Regions from separate parts of the Mus musculus genome. Here region 1 is linked to region 2. The links are chromatin loops, found by intact Hi-C in ENCODE. Cell type or tissue: left cerebral cortex. All regions are shown on one strand. Links, peaks and the distances in the headings refer to the core of each region. The heading gives the core; the rest is flanking DNA. Region 1 holds the start of Vmn1r20 (vomeronasal 1 receptor 20). Region 2 holds the start of Vmn1r27 (vomeronasal 1 receptor 27).

Evidence for each region. Hi-C counts contacts between places; a loop is a spot of excess contacts. Peaks named below come from ENCODE experiments on the same cell type or tissue, not always from the same donor. Only the 100,000 strongest peaks of a DNase experiment are listed, where the experiment ranks them.
Region 1: it touches region 2 in a loop (3-fold over the local background); 9 of 42 quality-filtered maps call a loop at or near these places.

What each region holds. Positions count from the first base shown.
Region 1 is chr6:57,430,118-57,432,941 of GRCm38, reverse strand. Vmn1r20 (vomeronasal 1 receptor 20) reads right to left here and starts at 1,251. Exons shown (of 1, transcript NM_001101533.1): 1 at 340-1,251. The coding sequence starts at 1,251. The coding sequence ends at 340. In left cerebral cortex, for the core only: a CTCF peak has its summit at 1,545; a DNase peak (open chromatin) is centred at 1,525.
Region 2 is chr6:58,214,771-58,217,594 of GRCm38, reverse strand. Vmn1r27 (vomeronasal 1 receptor 27) reads left to right here and starts at 1,578. Exons shown (of 1, transcript NM_134436.2): 1 at 1,578-2,489. The coding sequence starts at 1,578. The coding sequence ends at 2,489. In left cerebral cortex, for the core only: a CTCF peak has its summit at 1,274; a DNase peak (open chromatin) is centred at 1,282.

The sequences.
Region 1 (2,824 bases), core at 273-2,772, 780 kb after region 2:
AAGGCAGAACTGTTGGGGAATGGATTCCATTACAGACAGCAACTTTAGGAACAGGCACAATTTGCTGGGGAATTCACGTGGAGACTGGGCTGTACATCTGCTACATATGTGCTAGGGACATTAAAGTTTAAAAGAAACAAACTGTACTTTAGAGAAAAATAATTGGTGCTGAACAGAATGATTCCTTATAGCCAATCTATAAGTCCAATTTCAGGATTTTGCATGACATCTCACCTCTGCGGGTAGCAGGAATGCACGTATAGATACATGCTGGCACAACAACACTCATAGGTATAAATAAATAAATTAATAGTTTTTTAAAGAAATGAAAATATCTTTTTAAAAAAATCTCTGGTGGTGCTTTGAGTACATGTTTTTCACCATAATTATTATTCTGTTATCAGAACTGATTTGTACCAAAGGACTAATTGTGGGATAGGCATACATCAAAAACTTCTGAACCCTCAGGATGACTGTGTCATACCTCCACAACAGAACTGATATGGTTGAGATGATGAAGTCCACCCAGTACATGACCACAAAGAAAATCACTAGCAGCAAGATAGTCTGGGTGGCTCTTTTCTCAGGGGATGCTCTCAGGTGCTTGATGCTATGAAGGTGCTTGCACTGCCTCTGATGTCTACATAAGATAATCACCATGTATGTACTTGTGGTTAGCATCATTCCTACAAGAAATACATCTCTGGAGGTTGTCACTGTAAAAATGAATACCCTGATGATGGAGTTCATGCGGAAGAGTAAGCAGGATTTAGTGATCTGCATCTGGTTAGTCTCACTCACATTAGTAAAACCACGAACATAGAAGATCCGGCTACTACTGTAGGAAAAGCTGAAAGACCAAATACATAAGAAAACATAGACCATGTATTTTCTTAGTTTCTGTTTAAATTTTGCCAAACAAGAAGTACTGGGACTGATTGTGACAGCCTGGAACACACTCAGGAGGCAGCTGGTGCAGATAGAGAGGCATCTCATCACCCTACTTATGTAAAAAGTTGCCTTACATTTGAAGTCATTATTAATATTCAGTGACTCAAATATGTCTGTAAGCAACAGGTCCCCTCCGGTGAGGAACACCATTATGTGAATGAAAGTCAGTTGACAGGAGATCAAGTCTGTGGGCTTAGGTCTGTGACCTACAATTATGAAAATATAGAAGCAAAGAAGAGACATATTTGCTAGGACTCCAAGTCCAGCTTGGAAATAAAGGACATTCTTGAGTGAGAACATAAGTAATAATTGTATTCATCTTAAGAGCATTGTAGAAATGTATTTCAAATATCTGAAAAAGATAGAGTACACATCAAGCTTTTGATACACTGGATAATAAGACTCTGTCCTCATTTCATTTTTCATACTTGTTGATGATTGGCTTGTCTCTTTAACTTTTGATGTTCCAGATTTTACATCATTGCCTACATTTCTACATGCCTTGCATGCATCTCCTGTATACTTACCATATTATGAACAATACATTTATTCACACATATTTAGACAGAATTCATAATTTGTGAGCCTGTAGTGCCCCCTAGTCTCATGCTTTAGAAATCCAGCCCTGTTGATTTAAATTGACTCATTTTATACTTAACACCTAAAACAGTAGTGGTGAGAACAGATAACCGATTTGTATAACTGAATAAAACTTACATTGATATGGAAAATAGTCACAGAAGATAACAAAAAAATTGAGGTGAGGCTATAATTATACTGTCCTCTATTTTGTGCAAATACTTTTGTTTTATCTCATAATTCTAATGAAAGCATGGTGCTAATTCATGATAATCCCACTATTTTAATTAGCAAAATATCTTCCTCAATTCATCTATTTTTATGTTTCTTTTTAACAAATCCATAATCTGCATTTAAGACTAGATACAGTTGGAGACCACTAGTATACTTTCCACATCCTATTAGCATTAATTATCATTATAAATATTCATAGATGGCACTCAGCTTAGTTCCCATCTCATCACCTTTTATGAAACTGGACTTCAGGTTTAAAAAGCCTGACTCCCACCTCCCATGGCAAACACTGTTTTTCTCTTCCATTTGAATGGAATTGTAAATTGCTAATACAATCAGAAGTTATGTCTTTTCAGCCATTCGTATTGGCATTTTACCTAACTACCATTTTCTTCTCTATTTATCTTCCTCCACTCTCTTGGAAGCCCCCCTTTCCTATTTTCCTGTTGAGATACTTGTACCCTGCGATTCTGCTTTCTATTGCTCCCACCCCCAACCCTATCCTGGCAATGGTTCTGTTTTCCTTTTCTGTTTTCTGTAGTTACCACATAATCACACCTGAACATGTATCATTTGGAGCCTCCAACAAGATGGAACATGTGGTATTAAAATAATCACCATTTTCCAAACATTATGACAAACATGAACTTGTGTGGAAGATTTCTAGTTTAAAACAGATTCCTTCCCATGCAATAGAAAACTAAGTCCCCAGAGTTATCATGTGTCATCAGCACTCACACATGTTTTATAGATGCACTCAACAGTCTTACCTTTAGTGCCCATGTTTATTATTTGCCATGATTACCAAGATCAATTTATTATGGGACTAATTTAATTTACTTCTTTAAAGTCAGCTTGTGATAGAGAAATAGAAAACAACTATACTGGCCCAGATTCTTGTGAGGAAATGTGAGCCTAATTATATTTTCAACTTCACTAGTATACTCCATATATATAGATACACACATGCACTCATGTGTAGAAATAATGCAAAAGATATTGCCCGAGACCATCCTATAACATATCCATTAATACGACAGCATAAATCACACATTTTATA
Region 2 (2,824 bases), core at 275-2,774:
TGTGTGATTTATGCTATCATATTCATGGATATGTTATAGGATAGTCTCGGGCAATATCTTTTGCATTATTTCTACACATGATTGCATGTGTGTATCTATATATATGGAGTATACTAGTGAAGTTGAAAATATAATTAGGCTCACCTTTCCTCACAAGAATCTGGGCCAGTATAGTTATTTTCTATTTCTCTAACACAAGCTGACTTTAAAGTAGTAAATTAAATTAGTCCCATAATAAATTGATCTTGGTAATCATGGCAAATAATAAACATGGGCACTAAAGGTAAGACTGTTGAGTGCATCTATAAAACATGTGTGAGTGCTGATGACGTATGATAACACTGGAGACTTTGTTTTCTATTGCATGGGAAGGAATCTGTTTTAAACTCAAAATCTTCCACAAGTTCATGTTTGTCATAATGTTTGGAAAATGGTGATTCTTTTAATACCACATGTTTCATCTTGTTGGAGGCTCCAAATGATACATGTTCAGGTGTGATTACATGGTAACTACAGAAAACAGAAAAGGAAAACGGAACCATTGCCAGGATAGGGTTGGGGGTGGGAGCAATAGAAAGCAGAATTGCAGGGTACAAGTATCTCAACAGGAAAATAGGAGAGGTGTGTGGGGGGGGATACCTAGAGAATGTAGGAAGATAAATAGAGAAGAAAGTGGTAGTTAGGTAAAATGTCAATACGAATGGCTGAAAAGACATAACTTCTGATTATATTAGCAATTTACAATTCCATTCAAAAGGAAGAGAAAAACAGTGTTTGCCATGGTAGCTGGGAGTCAGGCTTTTTAAACCTGAAGTCCAGCTTCATAAAAGGTGATGAGATGGGAACTAAGCTGAGTGCCATCTATGAATATTTATAATGATAATTAATGGTAATAGGATGTGGAAAGTATACTTTAGTGGTCTCCAACTGTATCTAGTCTTAAATGCAGATTATGGATTTATTAAAAAGAAACATAAAAATAGATGAATTGAGGAAGATATTTTGCTAATTAAAATAGTGGGATTATCATGAATTAGCACCATGCTTTCATTAGAATTATGAGATAAAACAAAAGTATTTGAACAAAATAGAGCACAGTAAAATTATAGCCTCCCCTCAATATTTTTTTGTTATTTTCTGTGACTATTTTCCATATCAACGTAAGTTTTATTCAGTTATACAAATGTGTTATCTGTTCTCATCACTACTGTTTTAGGTGTTAAGTATAAAACGAGTCAATTTAAATCAACAGGGCTGGATTTCTAAAACATGAGACTAGGGGGCACTACAGGCTCACAAATTATGAATTCTGTCTAAATATGTGTGAATAAATTTATTGTTCACAATATGGTAAGTATACAGGAGATACATGGAGGGCATGTAGAAATGTAGACAATGATGTAAAATCTGGAACATCAAAAGTTAAAAAGACAAGCCAATAATCAACTAGTATGAAAAATGAAATGAGGATAGAGTCTTATTATCCAGTGTATCAAAAGTTTGATGTATACTCTATTTTTTTCAGATATTTGAAATAAATTTCTACAATGCTCTTAAGATGAATACAATTTTTACTTATGTTCTCACTCAAGAATGTCCTTTATTTCCAAGCTGGACTTGGAGTCCTAGCAAATATGTCTCTTCTTTGCTTCTATATTTTCATAATTGTAGGTCACAGACCTAAGCCCACAGACTTGATCTCCTGTCAGCTGACCTTCATTCATATAATGGTGTGCCTCACTGGAGGGGACCTGTTGCTTACAGACATATTTGAGTCACTGAATATTAATAATGACTTCAAATGTAAGGCAACTTTTTACATAAGCAGGGTGATGAGATGCCTCTCTATCTGCACCACCTGCCTCCTGAGTGTGTTCCAGGCTGTCACAATCACTCCCAGTACTTCTTGTTTGGCAAAATTTAAACAGAAACTAAGAAAATACATGGTCTATGTTTTCTTATGTATTTGGTCTTTCAGTTTTTCATACAGTAGTAGCCGGATCTTCTATGTTCGTGGTTTTACTAATGTGAGTGAGACTAACCAGATGCAGATCACTAAATCCTGCTTACTCTTCCGCATGAACTCCATCATCAGGGTATTCATTTTTACAGTGACAACCTCCAGAGATGTATTTCTTGTAGGAATGATGCTAACCACAAGTACATACATGGTGATTATCTTGTATAGACATCAGAGGCAGTGCAAGCACCTTCATAGCATCAAGCACCTGAGAGCATCCCCTGAGAAAAGAGCCACCCAGACTATCTTGCTGCTGGTGATTTTCTTTGTGGTCATGTACTGGGTGGACTTCATCATCTCAACCACATCAGTTCTGTTGTGGATTTATGATCCAGTCAGCCTGATGGTTCAGAAGTTTCTGATGTATGCCTATCCCACAATTAGTCCTTTGGTACAAATCGGTTCTGATAACAGAATAATAATTATGGTGAAAAACATGTACTCAAAGCACCACCAGAGATTTTTATAAAACATTTTTTTCATTTCTTTAAAAACCTATTAATTTATTATTTATTTATACCTATGAGTGTTGTTGTGCCAGCATGTATCTATGTGTACATTCCTGCTACCTGCAGAGGTGATATGTCATGCAATATCCTGAAATTGGACTTATAGATGGCTATAAGGATTCATTCTGTACAGCACCAATTATTTTTCTCTAAAATACTGTTTGTTTCTTTTAAACTTTAATGTCCCTAGCACATATGTAATGGATGTACAGCCCAGTCTCCATGTGAATTCCCCCAGCAAACTGTGCCTGTTCCTAAAGTTGCTGTCTGTCATGGAATCCATTCCCCAACAGTC